2 separate regions of the Homo sapiens genome follow, and region 1 is linked to region 2. A link is a loop called in an ENCODE intact Hi-C map of the cell type or tissue named here. Cell type or tissue: Caco-2. All regions are shown on one strand. Links, peaks and the distances in the headings refer to the core of each region. The heading gives the core; the rest is flanking DNA. Region 1 has its middle 49 kb from the start of KLRG2. Region 2 holds the start of KLRG2 (killer cell lectin like receptor G2).

Evidence for each region. Peaks named below come from ENCODE experiments on the same cell type or tissue, not always from the same donor. Only the 100,000 strongest peaks of a DNase experiment are listed, where the experiment ranks them.
Region 1: it touches region 2 in a loop (2.2-fold over the local background); 7 of 110 quality-filtered maps call a loop at or near these places.

What each region holds. Positions count from the first base shown.
Region 1 is chr7:139,430,159-139,438,483 of GRCh38, reverse strand. It overlaps a transcript of KLRG2 not described here. Among named protein-coding and RNA genes, the nearest start is that of KLRG2, 49 kb to the left of the region's middle. In Caco-2, for the core only: a CTCF peak has its summit at 3,721 (motif pointing left); DNase peaks (open chromatin) are centred at 4,483 and 7,243.
Region 2 is chr7:139,479,009-139,487,333 of GRCh38, reverse strand. It overlaps KLRG2 (killer cell lectin like receptor G2), which reads left to right and starts at 3,661. Exons shown (of 5, transcript NM_198508.4): 1 at 3,661-4,448; 2 at 7,087-7,188; 3 at 7,562-7,707. The coding sequence starts at 3,692. RefSeq lists silencers at 3,492-3,551, 4,012-4,291 and enhancers at 4,422-4,501, 7,015-7,515, 7,516-8,016. In Caco-2, for the core only: no CTCF peak of the experiment used is centred there; a DNase peak (open chromatin) is centred at 3,583; H3K4me3 peaks cover 1,583 bases; H3K27me3 peaks cover 193 bases.

The sequences.
Region 1 (8,325 bases), core at 315-8,314, 49 kb after region 2:
ATACTTTAGGAGGCTAAGGCAGGAGGATCTCTTGGACCCAGGAGTTCTAGACCAGCCTGAGCAACAAAGCAAGACCCTGTATATACCAAGGAAAATAGCCAGGAATGGTGGCACATGTCTGTGGTCCCAGTTACTCAGGTGGGAGGATCACTTGAGCCCAGGAGTTCAAGGCTGTAGTGAGCTACAATCACACCACTGCACTCTAGTCTGGGTGACAAAGTGAGACACCTCCATCTCAAAAATAAATAAAACTGCATTTCTGAACAATACACGTTTGTTTGGCCGGCTCCACCAATCTCAGCTGGGCTCCCCTACATCTGCAAGTTGGCTTGGGTGGCCTTCTCTAGCCCGGCCTTGGCTGGAGCAGCCCTGTTCCGTGTGTCCTTCATTGTCCTCCAGCTACTGGGATAGGCAGACATAGTCTTATGACAATGGCAAGAGAGCCAAAAGAAACACGCAGGCCTTTTGAGGCCTAGGTCAGAACTGACACACCATTCTTTCCCCAACAGGCCACTAGCTGGAGCCACAGAAACAGCCAAACTCAGTGGGCAGGGGTGGGGGAGTCCAGCCAGTCCTGAAGTAGATGAAGCTGCAGGCTCAGGTGGCAAAGGGCATGGATGCAGGGAGAGGCAAAGAACTGGACCAGAGATGATCTCAAACACACAATCCCTCCTGTGAATGTTTCACAATTTATGCCTAATAACTCGTAGAAAAATGACTAATGATGGCCGGGTGCGGTGGCTCACGCCTGTAATCCCAGCACTTTGGGAGGCTGAGGCAGGTGGATCACCTGAGGTCAGGAGTTGGAGACCAGCATGGCCAATGTGGCAAAACCCCATCTGTACTGAAAATACAAAAAATTAGCCATGTGTGGTGGTACATGCCTGTAATTCCAGCTACTCAGGAAGCTGAGGCATGAGAATTGCTTGAACCTGGGAGACAGTGGTTGTAGTAAGCTGAGATCATGCCACTGCATTCCAGCCTGGGCAACAGAGCGAGACTCTGTCTCAAACAAACAAACTAATGATGAATTTTTTTTTTTTTTTTTTTTTTTTTTTGGAGATGGAGTCTCCCTCAGCTGCCCGGGCTGGAGTGCAGTAGTGTAATCTTGGCTTACTGCAACCACCGTCTCCTGGGTTCAAGCGATTCTCCCATCTCAGCCTCCCGAGTAGCTGGGACTACAGGCACCCGCCATCATGCCTGGCTAATTTTTGTATTTTAGTAAAGATGGGTTTCGCCATGTTGGCCAGGCTGGTCTTGAACTCCTGACCTCAGCTGATCCACCTGCCTCGGCCTCCCAAAGGGCTAGGATTACAGGCATGAGCCACTGCGCCTGGCCAAATCATTCATTTCTTGAATATCTGTAGGAAGAGTCTAGAGGCTGGGTCTGTCAGTTCTGCACAGTGGCGTCTTTCTCACAGATGGCATTTCCCACTTCACAGGGTGTTAAGTTGTTCTTCGTCCCCTGTCAAGCTCCGGCCTCACCTCAAACCCGTAAGGTCCTTGCACACACAGTCCGGGTGAGGCTGTGAGGATCCAAGGACACCGAGTGAAGTGAGGGCAGCAGGACCCAGTGCCTGGCCATTCTAGCTGGGACTGGCCACCTGGCAGTGTCGTAGCCAACATCTGTGGTGACTCTGCCATGCCCCAGGTAGTGTGTGTGAACAGTTTACATATAGAGCGCATGGAATTTCCACAATGACCCAGTACATTAGTGGGTTAGTTTGGCTTTTAGTAACAAAAACCCAATTCCAAGCTGCCTACGCAAGAAAGAGAAATGATTAGAAGACTCAGGAGGGCCTTAGAGAGGCCAAGAGTAGGGATACAACTGGGCTTGGGACTGGCTGGAGCCGGGCTCCTCATGTCCTGCCTCGACCCCTCTTCCTGTGCCTGGGTCACTTGCTTCTGCGGTGGCCAGCTTTATCATGGCGGCACATGGCCACTAACAGCTGTCAACTTCCGTGACATCCTCAGTTCAAGAGAACAGCCAGTCCAAGCTAGAAACTAGTCCCAAGGAAGGACTGGGATTGTTTTAAACAGGCTCAGGCACCCGCCTCTGGACCACTAAGCTGTCACTGTTACCAGTGTGGAAACGTCCACATTGACTAAAACATTCGTGTGACTGCAGAGGTGTGAAGGGGGGGGTTCCCTAGACAGTGGGGGAAGGGCAGACGGAACAGCAGCAGTCTTCTTCCATGCTTGCGTTTTTATTTCCATTTAATAGATGAGACTCGAGGAAAAAAATGCGCAGGTAGAGTGTGCGGGTTAAGAGTACAGACCCGGCCAGGCACAATGGCTCATGCTTGTAATCCCACCACTTTGGGAGCCTGAGGTGGGCAGATCACTCGAGGTCAGGAGTTCGAGACCAGCCTGGCCAACATGGTGAAACCCTGTCTCTACTAAAAAATACACAAATTAGCCGGGTATGGTGGTGCATACCTGTAATCCCAGCTACTTGGGAGGCTGAGACAGGAGAATCACTTGAACATGGGAGGTGGAGGTTGCAATGAGCCAAGATTGTGCCATTGCACTCCAGCCTGGGTGACAGAGCAAGACCCTATCTCAAAAAAAAAAAAAATTACAGGCCCTATATAAGATCTGAATAGACACTTCACCAAAAAGATACACAAAAAGCAAATAAACACATGACTTTAAGTGGGTAAGCGGCGGGGCACCCTTACAATGGATTCTACTCAATGTGAAAAGGTGGGATGTGCTGATGCACACAGCACGGGTGAGTCTCAGCAGCATCGTGTTAAGGGAAGGAAGTCGGCATGAAAGTCTGTATGCCAATAACTCCATTTATATAAAGTTCTAGAGAAGATAAAGCTCATGCTAGAGAGATCAGTGGTTGCCGGGGCCAGAGGTTTGAGGAGAGGATTGGGAGAGGCCAGGAGAGAATTTGTGGGGAGATGGAACTATTCTATATCATGATTGCAGTGGTGGGATACATTTGTCAACTTACTGTATGCTTAAAATTGGTGATTTTTTTTTGAGACGGAGTCTCGCTCTGTCACCCAGGCTGGAGTGCAGTGGCACAATCTTGGCTCACTGCAACCTCTACCTTCAGGGTTCAAGCGATTCTCCTGCCTCACCCTCCCGAATAGCTGGGATTACAGGTGCCTGCCACCATGCCGGCTAATTTTTTGTGTTTTTGGTAGAGATGGGGCTTCACCATGTTGGCCAGGCTGGTCTCGAACTCCTGACCTCAAGTGATCCACTCCCCTCGGCCTCCCAAAGTGCTGGGATTACAGGCGTGAGCCACTGCGCCCAGCCGAAATTGGTGAATTTTATTGTGGGAAAATTAAATCTCAATAAAGTTTTTTTAAGAAAGGTAGCCATTATCATTTTTAGGCATCTCTTACAGGTTTTGCCTTTGAATAAACGCAATAAAAATAAAGTAGTAGGTCCTGGGGTTAATCTAAACTACATTCAACTCCCCCAGGCCCTATCATGATACCTTGAGTACCTTTTTGACTTTTTTAAGCCTCAGCAATCTCATCTGTAAGTCTGGAGATGGTAACTTCTAGCTTATAGATTTATTGTTGTGAAGGACGAAGAGATGATGTGGATAACTCCTCAGTGCTGGGGTTATCTAGTCTGACTTTGGTAAATGTATTATTATCGCTTCCCAAGGGCACACAGCTTCTAAGTGGCAGATTCAGGGCTCAAACCGAAGTCTGTTTTCAAACCCTAGCTCCTGGCCGCCCGCGCCGCACCGCCTCACTAGCGCCCTCTTGCGCTAGTTCTATGCTCCAAGCACACTTCGGATTCTTTGACTTCCCCTGTAAGAACACAGCGTGCTGATCAACAAACCAGAGCATCTGCTTCTATTTATAACTCTAAGTAGAAAATTGACATTCAGCTTTTATAAATACTTTTAAAAAACAGGAACAGGCTGCAAGTCTTTTGATTTGGAAACTCTTGAGTAGCAAGGAGAAGGCTCAGAAGGCCACAAGGAATCCATACTGCTTACAGAGGGAGGGAGGGCAGGCTTTGGCCCCAGCAACTCATCAAGATGACTGCCGTGTAAAGGGGCTTGGCTGTTGATGCTCCCAGCCAAGGAAGGAAGGTAGGTGGCCAGTGCCTCCAGCTGTAAGCAGAAGCCCGGGTGTCACTGGTTGGGAGTAAGAGAAGGAGAATGAGAACAAACCATGGTGATAAGTTGGTTCTGAATTATGACCAGGCAAAGGGTGGGAGAACTGTGGCCACATTTGAGCTCTGATAAGAGCAAAGCTGGAATCTTAAATATTTAGACGCGGAGCCCTAAAGGATGTACTTGACAAGCAATAAAAATCTTAGAAACACTTTAGTGATTCTCACGGCTTGCTTCTTATTCCAACTGCAAATTAACCTGGCAGTCTGAGAACATACTCTATTTTAACTTCCAAGCTCCTCACAGCAAACATCCTGTGTCTGGGACATCAGGAGCCTTTCAGCTCCTCCCAGCCTCAGGGCCAAGTACCACAGGCTCAGGGCTCCCCAGGGACAGGTGCTGGCTGGAATCGCCTGTGAGGTTAAAAAACGCACGTGATGCTGGGCGTGATGCTGGGCGCGGTGGCTCACACTGAAGTGCTCCCAGCACTTTGGGAGGCCGAGGCGGGGGATCACTTGAGGTCAGGAGTTCGAGACCAGCCTGGCCAACATGGTTGAAACCCTGTCTCTACTAAAAATACAAAAATTAGCCTGGTGTAGTTGCAGGCACCTGTAATCCCGGCTATTCAGGAGGCTGAGGCAGAAGAATAACTTGAACCCCGGAGGTGGAGGTTGCATTCTCGGCAGTGAGGCGAGAATGTGCCACTGCACTCCAGCCTGGGTGACAGAGCAAGACTCCATCTCAAAAAAAAAAAAAAAAAAAGGCCGGGCGCAGTGGTTCACGCCTGTAATCCCAGCACTTTGGGAGGCCAAGGCAGGCTGATCACCTGAGGTTGGGAGTTCGAGACCAGCCTGACCAACATGGAGAAACCCCGTCTCTACTAAAAAATACAAAATTAGCCGGGTGTGGTGGCACATGCCTGTAATGCCAGCTACTCGGGAGACTGAGGCAGGAGAATCGCTTGAACTCGGGAAGTGGAGGTTGTGGTGAGCCAAGATTGTGCCATTGTACTCCAGCCTGTGCAACAAGAAATTACATCTCCAAAAAAACAAACAAACAAACAAACAAAAAAAAAACCACACACCACAGGTACTCAGACTCCTCCCAGGTGCAGGATTCAATCTGAGTAAGCCAAGGTAGTGGTAGGAGTGATCCCGGGGCCTGGAAATCTGGAACATTTTTGTTTTACTTGGTGAGGATGGAGACTGAGTGAAAGTCTGGTCTGCTATTCGAGAAAGCTACCATTGTCCCAAGTTGGCAAGCCAAGAAACAGCAGTATAAACATTATTTAGAACTATGAAAACAAATACAAGGAGGAACCACAGAAAGCACCTAAAGTGGTTCTAACCAGTGGTGTCCGAAGTCAGAATAGTGATTATCTTGAGAAGCGGGGACTATTAGCTTGGAAGGACCATCAGGGAACTTTCTAGGGTGCTGGAAATGGTCCGTATCTTGATCTGGGTGGGAGTTGGGTGTTGGCCCTCCCTATCCATGGATTCTGCGTCGGTGAATTCAACCAACCTTGGGTTTAAAATATTTGGGAGAAAATCATTTAAAAAAATACAAATGATATACAAACAATGTAACAACTGTTTACGTAGCATTTACATTGTATCAGGTGTTATAAGCAATGTAGAGGTGACTTAAAGTATACAGAGATGATATGCATAGGTTATGTGCAAATGCCACACCATTTTGTATGAGAGACTTGTGCACCCTCAGATGTGGCGCTTGAACCCAGGAAGCAGAGGCGGAGGCTGCACTGAACCGAGATCACACCACTGCACTCAGACCTGAGGAACAGTTAGATTCCGTCTCAAAAAAAAATATTGGGGGGGGGGGGTCCTGCAATCAATCCCCCATAGATACCGAGGAATGACCATACATATATAAAAACCCATCAAGCTGTACTCTCAAGATTGTGTATTTCGCCTGCATATAATTTAAACTCTGTAAATGTCTCCCTCCAAAGAGGAATCAGTTTACAGCGAGACTAGGCTGTAGGCAGACTTTTTTTTTTCTTTTTCTTTTTTCAAAGACAGAGTCCCTCTCTGTTGACTGGGCTGGAGTGCAGTGGTGTGATCACAGCTCACTGCAGTCTCATCCTGGGCGCCAGTGATCCTCCCGCCTCAGCCTCCCAAGCAGCTGGGAGTACGGGCACAGGCCACTGTGCCTGGCTAGATTTTAAATATTTTGTAGAGACAGGATCTCCCTTTGTTGCCTGTGTTGGGCTTGAACTCCTGGGCTCAAGCAATCCTCCTGCCTTAGCCTCTCAAAGTGCTGGAATTACAAGCGTGAGGCACCGTGCCTGGTCAGGACTGACTTTTTTTTTTTTAAAACATACATTTACAAACTTAAAACCATCTCCACCTTTTTAAAAAACACCATATTCATGTCTCCTTTGATAAAAATAGAAATTAGATGTTTTAAAAGGTCCACAAGAGTCTGGTGTACAGCCTGGGTTGAGAAGTTCTGACTTCAGAAATGCTTCCTGCAACTGCTTTTTAAAAATAGCTTCTAACCCTTTCTTTCACCAAGGTAAATTCTCATGAGTTTCAACCTCTACTTTAGAGCATACCTTTGCTTTCTACAAGCAGAAGTTTGAAGAGAAGAGCTACACAGTAGGTTGGTCTGCATGGAATTCCTCTACTTCTTCTAGTCTCTTCCCACCAGGCACTGCCAGCTGCTATTGTTTGAAACTGACACTCAACATTACCACCAGCCCCAGCTTATGTAGTGGAGCTTTTGAGGCCGGGCTCTGACTCAGGCTGGCCTAGCGGATCGCAGGCCACAGAAGAGCAGCTCTGGATATTTGGTTTTTCAGTAGGTCAGGCATGGGATGGGGGTCCCCAAACAAGGTCTTTCCCAATTTTCCTGGTAATTCTGATGCTGGTTGGTGGTCCAGAAGCCACATTTTGAGCTACCCTGCCTAAAAGAGTCCATACTGCCAACAGGAAAAAAAAAAAAGTGTATATATTTTCAATCAGATTTACTGAGGCATAATGAAGAAAGTGTATCTATTTTAAGACTGCCTTTTGACAAATGTAGGCACCCATGTAACTACTGCCAATCAAAATATGGAAGATTTCCAACACGCTAGAAAGTTCCCTCTCTGCCATTAATCCTTGGTCCTCCCTGAGGTCCGGCCCCAGGCAAACCTGCTTTCTGTCCCTAGAAACCAGTTTTGCCTGTTCTAGGATTTCACATAGAGAATTGATTGTACAGTATGTGTACTCTTTTGTGTCTCATTCCTTTAGCTCAGCTTTTGATTTATTAGCTCAGCATGTTTTAAAGGTATTCATGTTGCTGCTTGTGTCAGTAATCCCTTCCTTTATAGAGATGTATCACAATTTAACCTTTTTTTTTTTTTTTTTCTGAGACAGGGTCTCACTCTGTCACCCAGGCTGGAGTGCAATGGTGCAATCTCGGCTCACTGCTGCAACCTCCCCCTCCCCGGTTCAAGTGATTCTTCTGCCTCAGCCTCCCAAGTAGCTGGGATTATAGGCACCTGCCACCATGCCTAGCTAATTTTTGTATTTTTAGTAGAGACAGGGTTTCACCATGTTGGCCAGGCTGGTTTCGAACTGCTGACCTCAAGTGATCTGCCTGCCTCGGCCTCCCAAAGTGCTGGGATTAGAGGGGTGAGCCACCACACCTGGCCTGTTTATCTGCTTTCTAATTGATGGATATTTCCGCTCTTATGAATACAGCTGCTATGAATGTTCAAATACAAGTGTTTGATTGGACATAAGTCTTCATTTCCCTTGGGTACGTAGGAGGATTGCTGGGTCATATGGTAAGGATATGCTTATTTGTAAGAAGCTGCCTGTTTTCCAAAATAGCTGTACCATGTTACAACACCACTAGCAAATGAGTTCTGGTTGCTCTACATCTTCATTCATACTTAGGTGCTGTCAGTCTTTTTACTTTTGATCATTCTAGTGGATGTGTAATGGGATCTCATAGTTTTAACTTTTTTTTTTTTGAGATGGAGTTTCGCTCTTGTTGCCCAGGCTGGAGTGCAATGGCTCAATCTCGGCTCACCACAACCTCTGCCTCCCAGATTCAAGTGATTCTCCTGCCTCAGCCTCCCAAGTACCTGGGATTACAGGCATGCACCACCACGCCTGGCTAATTTTGTATTTTTAGTAGAGATGGGGTTTCTCCATGTTGGTCAGGCCAGTCTCGAACTCCCGACCTCAGGTGATCTGCCTGCCTCAGCCTCCCAA
Region 2 (8,325 bases), core at 59-8,058:
CCATGCCTGACCCAGAGTCTTAAATGATAAGGCAAAAAGTGGAGGAGGTATGAGAAGGATACTCAGGGTCTCGTGAAATCCACAGAATTGAACAAACAAGCTTTAGGAAGGGCTGAGATCGGACAAACTCTGGGGCCCAGAGCAGGAGTTTCTGGGCTTTCTCTCTAGGGAGCTGCCCTACTAGGAGCTCTGACAACACTCGGCTCTGGGTCTCTCATATCTAGTGTCAAATTCCTGCAAAGAAGAACCTAAGCTCAGGAGAAAGATCTGGGCTTGAAGGTCACTGACGTATGGTGGGTGAGAAGCTCTGCAGCAATTTTCAAAGGAACAGCCAGGAAGGCAGAAGGAGAGCTGGTAGAGGTGGTGTCAGGAAGCCCACAGGCCACAGATGAGTGGGTTTTTGAGAGGAGGAAGAAATGATCATAATGTCAAAACCTGAGAGATAAAACGAGCACTGAAGAGCATCTGCAGGCCGGGCACAGTAACTCACACCTGTAAGCCCAGCACTTTGGGAGGCCGAGGCGAGAAGATGGCTTAAGGCCAGGAGTTCAAGACTAGCCTGGGCAACATAGCGAGACTCCTCCATCCTTATAATATATATAAAATATAACATATATATATATATATATCTTTTTTTTCCAAAAATGGAAAAAAAGCATTTGCTGGGTTTGGTGACTTGTACCCTTGCCAAGGAAAATTTTGGCAGACAGATGGGGGCAATTACCTTGTTAAAAAAGGTTGGTCATGGCCCGGTGTGGTGGCTCACGCCTGTAATCCCAGCACTTTGGGAGGTTGAAGCGGGCAGATCACCTGAGGTCAGGAGTTCAAGACCCTGTCTCTACTAAAAATACAAAAATTAAGCGGTTGTGATGGTGCACACCTATAATCCCAGCTACTTGGGAGGCTGAGGCACGAGAATTGCTTGAACCCAGGAGGCCATGGTTGTAGTGAGCCGAGATCACGCCACTGCACTCCAGCCTAGGTGACAGAACAAGACTCTCTTTCAAAAAAAAAAAAAAAGTTTGGCCACGACAAGGAAGAATAGAGAGGGTGTTAGCAGGAGGAGGGTACTGGGCCCAAAGAGGCATTTAAAACTTGAACATGTTGAGTGATGCCCTTGACTGATGAGGAATGAGCAGAAGCCTCGTAGTGGTGGAGAAGGACCCTTTGGTGAAGCTTTCCCAGGTGATTTTCTGCTAAAGTTTTGGCTTTCTCAAAACACTCTCATAGTAAGCAGATGTTATTGCTCTTTTGCCCTCTAGAAAGCCAACAAGCAAAATGCCTTGAGCATCCCAAAAAACTGTTGCTGTGACTTCTGCTCTTGACCTGTCCACTTTTGCTGTGACTGGGCCACTTCCACCTCTTGGGAGCCATTGCTTTGTGCTTTGTCTTCAGGATCCTACTGGTAAAGCCACGTTCCATCTTCTGTTACAACTCTTCAGAGAAATGCTTCAGGATCTTGATCCTACTCGTTTTAAATTTCCATTGAAAGTTCTGCTCTTGGCTGCAGCTGATCTGGACGCAATGGTTTTCCATAGAGTGGAAACTTTGCTCAACTTTAATTTTTCAGTCAGAAAAGTGTAAGCTGAACCAATTGAGACGTCTTTGGTGTTGGCTGTTGTTTGTGCTGTTAATCGTTGGTCCTCTTCATGAGGGCACAAATAAGATTAATTATTTTACTCAAAAATTGATGTGGATGGTCTGCCACTGAGGGCTTTATCCTCAACATTGTCTCATCCCTTCTCTTTTTTTTTTTTTTTGAGATGGAGTCTCCTTCTGTCACCCAGGCTGGAGTACAGTGGCACAATCTCGGCTCACTGCAAACTCTGCCTCCCGAGTTCAAGCAATTCTCCTGCCTCAGCCTCCCGAGTAGCTAGGATTACAGGCACCCACTACCACGCCCGGCTAATTTTTTGTATTTTCAGGCACCCGAGTAGCTGAGACTACAGGCGCATGCCACCATGCCAGCTAATTTTTTGTATTTTAGTAGAGACGGGGTTTCACTGTGTTGCCCAGGCTGGTCTTGAACTCTTGAGCTCAGTCAATCCGCCCACCTCGGCCTCCCAAAGTGCTGGGATTACAGGCGTGAGCTGCCGCGCCCAGCTTAATTTTTGCTTTTTTAGTAGAGACAGGATTTCAGCATGTTGGCCAGGCTGGTCTCGAACTCCTTACCTCAAGTGATCCACCTGCCTCGGCCTCCCAAAGTGCTGGGATTACAGGCTGAGCCACCACGCCTGGCCTCATCCCTTCTTAAAACGAGTTTTCCATTTGCAAACTGCTGGTTTCTTGGGGGCATTGTCCCCATGAGCTTTTCATAAAAATATCAATGATGTCACCATAAATGTGATGATTATTCTTGCTTCAAATTTAGCAGAATCCTTGTTGCTCTGACAGGAGCTCTTTTCAAACTGATGTCTTATCCTTCTTAGTGCCTCAAACTAGATCTTGTCGAGACATGTGATAACAAGTTAGTACAAATTTATTTTGGTGCCAAAAAATTTTCAAATCCATGCATAGTTTTTTTCATAGTATGAATTTTCCATGAACCTTTTGAAGACCGCTTGTATAGAAAAAAACAGTATATATAGGGTTTGGTGCTATCCAAAGTTTCAGGCATTCACTGGGAGGTCTTGGAACTATCCCAGTGGATAAGGGAGGACTACTATGCTAAAAACTATCCCTTGTTTAACTGAAATTCAAATTAAACTGAGTGGCCTGCATTTTATCTGCCAACCCTACCCTGGGGGCACTTAAAAATACCAGAGGCCAGGCGGGGCGCGGTGGCTCACGCCTGTAACCCCAGCACTTTGGGAGGCCGAGGCGGGCAGATCACGAGGTCAGGAGATCGAGACCATCCTGGCCAACATGGTGAAACCCCGTCTCTACTAAAAATACAAAAATTAGCCGGGCGTGGTGGGGTGGGTGCCTGTAGTCCCAGCTACTCACGAGGCTGAGGCAGGAGAATCGCTTGAACCTGGGAGGCGGAGATTGCAGTGAGCCGAGATCGGGCCACTGCACTCCAGCCTGGCGACAGAGCAAGACTCCGTCTCAAAAAAAAAAAAAAAAAGAAGAATTGCTTATCCACGCCCTGTTTCTTTTCTCTTAGCGTTACTCAGTGGGGGAGTCCTCCCAAGTATGATGGAGAGTCCTTTCGAAACCCTGCTGGATTGTCAGGACAACCAACTGGGCTACTTTTCCACAGGTCGCCCCAATTCCTTTGGATTCTGATTTCTCTGAGGTCCCAGGATCCAGACAGGCTTGGCCAATCCTTCCCCGCCCAAACTGTAACTCTCAAAACCAACACCCCGGCATAGGGCTGGAGGGGAAAATGGGTGAGGTCAGAGACAAAGAAGAGGGAAGGGTCAGGCGGGGCTCCGGGTTCCCTGCCACAAGCCTCCGCTGGTGTTCTGCTTTTCTCCCGAGAGCTCCCGCCCACCCTGCAACCCTCGCCTGGCCCCGCTGCCGTTCTCAGCTCCCTCCCAGTGCCTGGTGGAGGCCGGGGCTGTGTCCCGAAGGGGGTCGGGGCAGCAGAACCTCAGCCACAGCCAATCACAGCGGGGTCCTTCGGGGAGGGGCGTGGCCTGACAACTTCGGCGACGCGGCTGGACCAATCCGGACGGAGGAGAGCGAAGCTCCTCTGCACTGGGCCCAGGTGCGCTCCTCAGCGTCTCCGGGTGGCGGGGCGCGCGGGATGGAGGAGTCTTGGGAGGCTGCGCCCGGAGGCCAAGCCGGGGCAGAGCTCCCAATGGAGCCCGTGGGAAGCCTGGTCCCCACGCTGGAGCAGCCGCAGGTGCCCGCGAAGGTGCGACAACCTGAAGGTCCCGAAAGCAGCCCAAGTCCGGCCGGGGCCGTGGAGAAGGCGGCGGGCGCAGGCCTGGAGCCCTCGAGCAAGAAAAAGCCGCCTTCGCCTCGCCCCGGGTCCCCGCGCGTGCCGCCGCTCAGCCTGGGCTACGGGGTCTGCCCCGAGCCGCCGTCACCGGGCCCTGCCTTGGTCAAGCTGCCCCGGAATGGCGAGGCGCCCGGGGCTGAGCCTGCGCCCAGCGCCTGGGCGCCCATGGAGCTGCAGGTAGATGTGCGCGTGAAGCCCGTGGGCGCGGCCGGTGGCAGCAGCACGCCATCGCCCAGGCCCTCCACGCGCTTCCTCAAGGTGCCGGTGCCCGAGTCCCCTGCCTTCTCCCGCCACGCGGACCCGGCGCACCAGCTCCTGCTGCGCGCACCATCCCAGGGCGGCACGTGGGGCCGCCGCTCGCCGCTGGCTGCAGCCCGGACGGAGAGCGGCTGCGACGCAGAGGGCCGGGCCAGCCCCGCGGAAGGAAGCGCCGGCTCCCCGGGCTCCCCCACGTGCTGCCGCTGCAAGGAGCTGGGGCTGGAGAAGGAGGATGCGGCGCTGTTGCCCCGCGCGGGGTTGGACGGCGACGAGAAGCTGCCCCGGGCCGTAACGCTTACGGGTGAGTGCTCACCTGCGCCGGCAGCCGACGCCGCCAGGTCGGGTGGACGTAGCCGAAACCCCCACACCCGCCCAGCCCTGGACCGCTGGGCAGCTGACCGACTAAGGGACCCAGTTGGCCATCCCGATCCCCAACCCGATCTGGCCTCTCGGGCTTACAATCAATAACATTCCTGTCTACGTAACTGTAATTCACATTGTTGCCGTGTCTCACGCCTGTAATCCCAGCACTTTGGGAAGCCGAGGCGGGCGGATCACCTGAGGTCAGGAGTTCGAGACCAGCCTGACCAATATGATGAAACCCCGTCTCTACTAAAAATACAAAAATTAGCCTGGCATGGTGGCATTCACCTGTAATCCCAGCTACTCAGGAGGCTGAGACAGGAGAGTCGCTTGAACCCGAGAAGCGGAGGTTGCAGTGGGCCGAGATCATGCCATTGTACTCCAGCCTGGGCAACAAGAGAGAAACTCCGTCTCAAAAAAAAAAGAGTAAAGCCACTCCCCTTCTCATCCTCCCCTACCCGCACTCCCGAACTTTCAAATTCCCTCTTAGCATGCGCAGCACCTTTGAGAAGTAGCAGTGGAAGGAACTCCAGATGAGGGGAAGTCATTCAGGATCAGGTGGCAGGGGTGGCAGCCCAGATCCCCCCATCCCTGCACTGCCAAGGACTTTCTGGAAGGTCCAGGCTGCTGCTTTCTTTCCACCACACTGAGGAACATTTAGCCCCAAACACTCATCCATTCAGTAGATAGTGAGTGGGACCACAGGGTAGATGTGCCAGTAGTATGTGCGGCTGGTTATTTTGTGGTGTGGGGGAGGGGGAGCTTGACACAGAAGAAAGAGCCCACAAAAGATACAGACTGTCCTGGATAAGGAGACTGGAGGGAGTAGTTGGTGAATTTGGGGCAAGAGATAGCCAATTTTTTTCTTTTTTTCTTTTTTCTTTCTTTTTTTTTTAAGAAATAAGTTTTGCGCTTGTCACCCAGGCTGGAGTGCAATGGCACAATCTCGGCTCACTGCAACCTTCGCCTCCTGGATTCAAGCGATTCTCCTGCCTCAGCCTCCTCCCGAGTAGCTGGGATTACAGGCGCCGGCCACCATGCCTGGCTAGTTTTTGTATTTTTGGTAGACAGGGGGTTTCATCATGTTGGCCAGGCTGGTCTGGAACTCCTGACCTCAGGTGATCCAGCCGCCTCAGCCTCCCAAAGTGCTGGGATTACAGGTGTGAACCACCGGGCCAGCCAGAAAGCCACATCTTGAAAGGTGAGTAGGAGTAGGGGGTGCTAGGGATCCCTGCTAGGTAGAGAGACTGGAAGGAGCAACGGCCAGGAGGGGTCAGAGCCCCGCCCAGCAGGCAAACTGGCAAAAGCTTGGCTGATTGAGAAGCAGGCCAAGCCCACTGACAGGCACCAAATTCCCAGGGCCTCTAGTTGAGAGGTTCTTAGACAGGGCTAGGGTTCAGGGGCTTGGATCACTCAGGAACTTTTGCAGAGTTTGATGTGAGCACATTTTCTGTGTGATGGAATATTAGTTTTCTATTGCTGTTGTAACAAATTACCACAAACTTAGTGTCTTTAAGTGACACAAATGTATTATCTTACAGTTCCGTTAAGTCAGAAGTCTATAATGCCGGCTCACTGGTCTAAAATCGAGTTTTCAGTGGGGCTGCATTCCTTTCTGGGGGTCTAGGGGAGACTCCCTTTTCTTGCCTTTGCTAGCTTCTGGGCTTTTCTTAGGTCAAGCCCTTCTCTATATTAAAATCCAGCGTTGTTGGTAGAGTCCTCCTGCTGCCACTTCTGATGCTCACCACCTGTCTTCCTCTTCCACATATAAGGCTCCTGAAGCTGGGCACGGTGGCTCACGCCTGTAATCCCAGCACTTTGGGAGGCCAAGGCGGGCGGATCACTTAGGGTCAGGAGTTCAAGACCAGCCTGACCAACATCGTCAAACCCCATCTCTACTAAAGATATGAAAATTAGCCAGGCATGGTGGCAGTCACCTGTAATCCCAGCTACTTGGGAGGCTAAGGCATGAGAATTGCTTGAACCCAGGAGGTGGAGGTTGCAGTGAGCTGAGATCATGCCACTGCACTCCAGCCTGGGCGATAGAAAGACTCAGTCTCAAAAAAAAAAAAAAAAAAGGGCCAGACGCGTTGGCTCACACCTGTAATCCCAGCACTTTGGGAGGCCGAGGTGGGCAGATCACAAGGTCAGGAGTTCAAGACCAACCTGGCCAACATGGTGAAACCCCGTCTCTACTAAAAATACAAAAAATTAGCCGGGCATGGTGGCACGCACCTGTAACCCCAGCTACTCAGGAGGTTGAGGCAGGAGAATTGCTTGAACCCGGGAGGCAGAGGTTGCAGTGAGCCGAGATCGCACCACTGCACTCCAACCTGGGCGACAAAGCAAGACTCTGTCTCCAAAAAAAAAAAAAAAAAAAAAAAGAATATCTGGCTTCTTTCTCCAGAATATAAAGTTGGAACTTAAACGTTGTGGTTTATGTTGGCATCCCAGGCTGAGGGGGTGGGTGCTGGGGTGAGGTGGGTGAGATGCTGGTGTGCTGTGTCTGTGGTTCTGAGTTGGGTTGGTTGGGATGGTCTCCACTAATCTGATTATCCTGTTTGCCCCCGTCCCAGGGCTACCCATGTACGTGAAGTCCCTGTACTGGGCCCTGGCGTTCATGGCTGTGCTCCTGGCAGTCTCTGGGGTTGTCATTGTGGTCCTGGCCTCAAGAGCAGGTATGGTGTCCCTGCAGTCCCCATCCCCTCTCCCTGCCGCTCCACTACTGGGGCTGTGTTTCCAGCCCTTAAAACACCTTAGAATTAGAAAGAGACACTGGGAGATGCAACACGAAGACATGGTGCTTGATGAGCAAAGTTAAGGAAAATGGGTGCCTTCCTCCCACTGGATACAGCTTGTGCCCTGATAAGCAATCAGATGCCAGCTGCCACCCCGGGGACTTTGTGCACTGCACAGACTATAAAAGCTCCCTGGGGCCCTGCCCACCTTGAGGTTTGCCAGTTCCATGCCCCTTCATTTGAGGCAGCAGCCAGGCTTTGTTTATTTAATGCAGCTTACCCTGCAGCTCACCAGCAGTCTCTGTGCTTGCAGGAGCCAGATGCCAGCAGTGCCCCCCAGGCTGGGTGTTGTCCGAGGAGCACTGTTACTACTTCTCTGCAGAAGCGCAGGCCTGGGAAGCCAGCCAGGCTTTCTGCTCAGCCTACCACGCTACCCTCCCCCTGCTAAGCCACACCCAGGTGAGAAGGGGGTGTCCAATCTAAGGGGGTACAGATCTTTCTAGACCACAGAATCCTAGCACTGGAAAGAAGCTTAATGATTGAGTCCAGCTCTTCATTATAGAAATCACCAAGGTGTAGAGGAGTAGCATGACCATAACTTCGTGCAGCCTCTAACTCCTGTGCTCAGGCAATCCTCCTGCCTCAGCCTTTTGGGTAGCTACAGGCATGTGCCACCATGCCCAGCTTTAAAAAAAATTTTTTTTTGGCCAGGCACAGTGGCTCACACCTGTAATCCCAGCACTCTGGGAGGCCAAGGCAGGCGGATCACAAGGTCAGGAGTTCTAGACCAGTCTGACCAACACAGTGAAACCCTGTCTCTACCAAAAATACAAAAATTAGCCGGACATGGTGGCGGGCGCCTGTAATCCCAGCTATTTAGGAGGCTGAGGCAGGAGAATTGCTTGAACCTGGGAGGCAGAGGTTGCAGTGAGCCGAGATCACTCCACTGCACTCCAGCCTGGGCAACAGAGCAAGGCTCCGTCTCAAAATAAATAAATAAATAAAAATAAAAATAATTTTTTTTTAAGGGACAGGGTCTCACGATGTTGGCCAGGCTGGTTCAAACTTCTGGCCTCA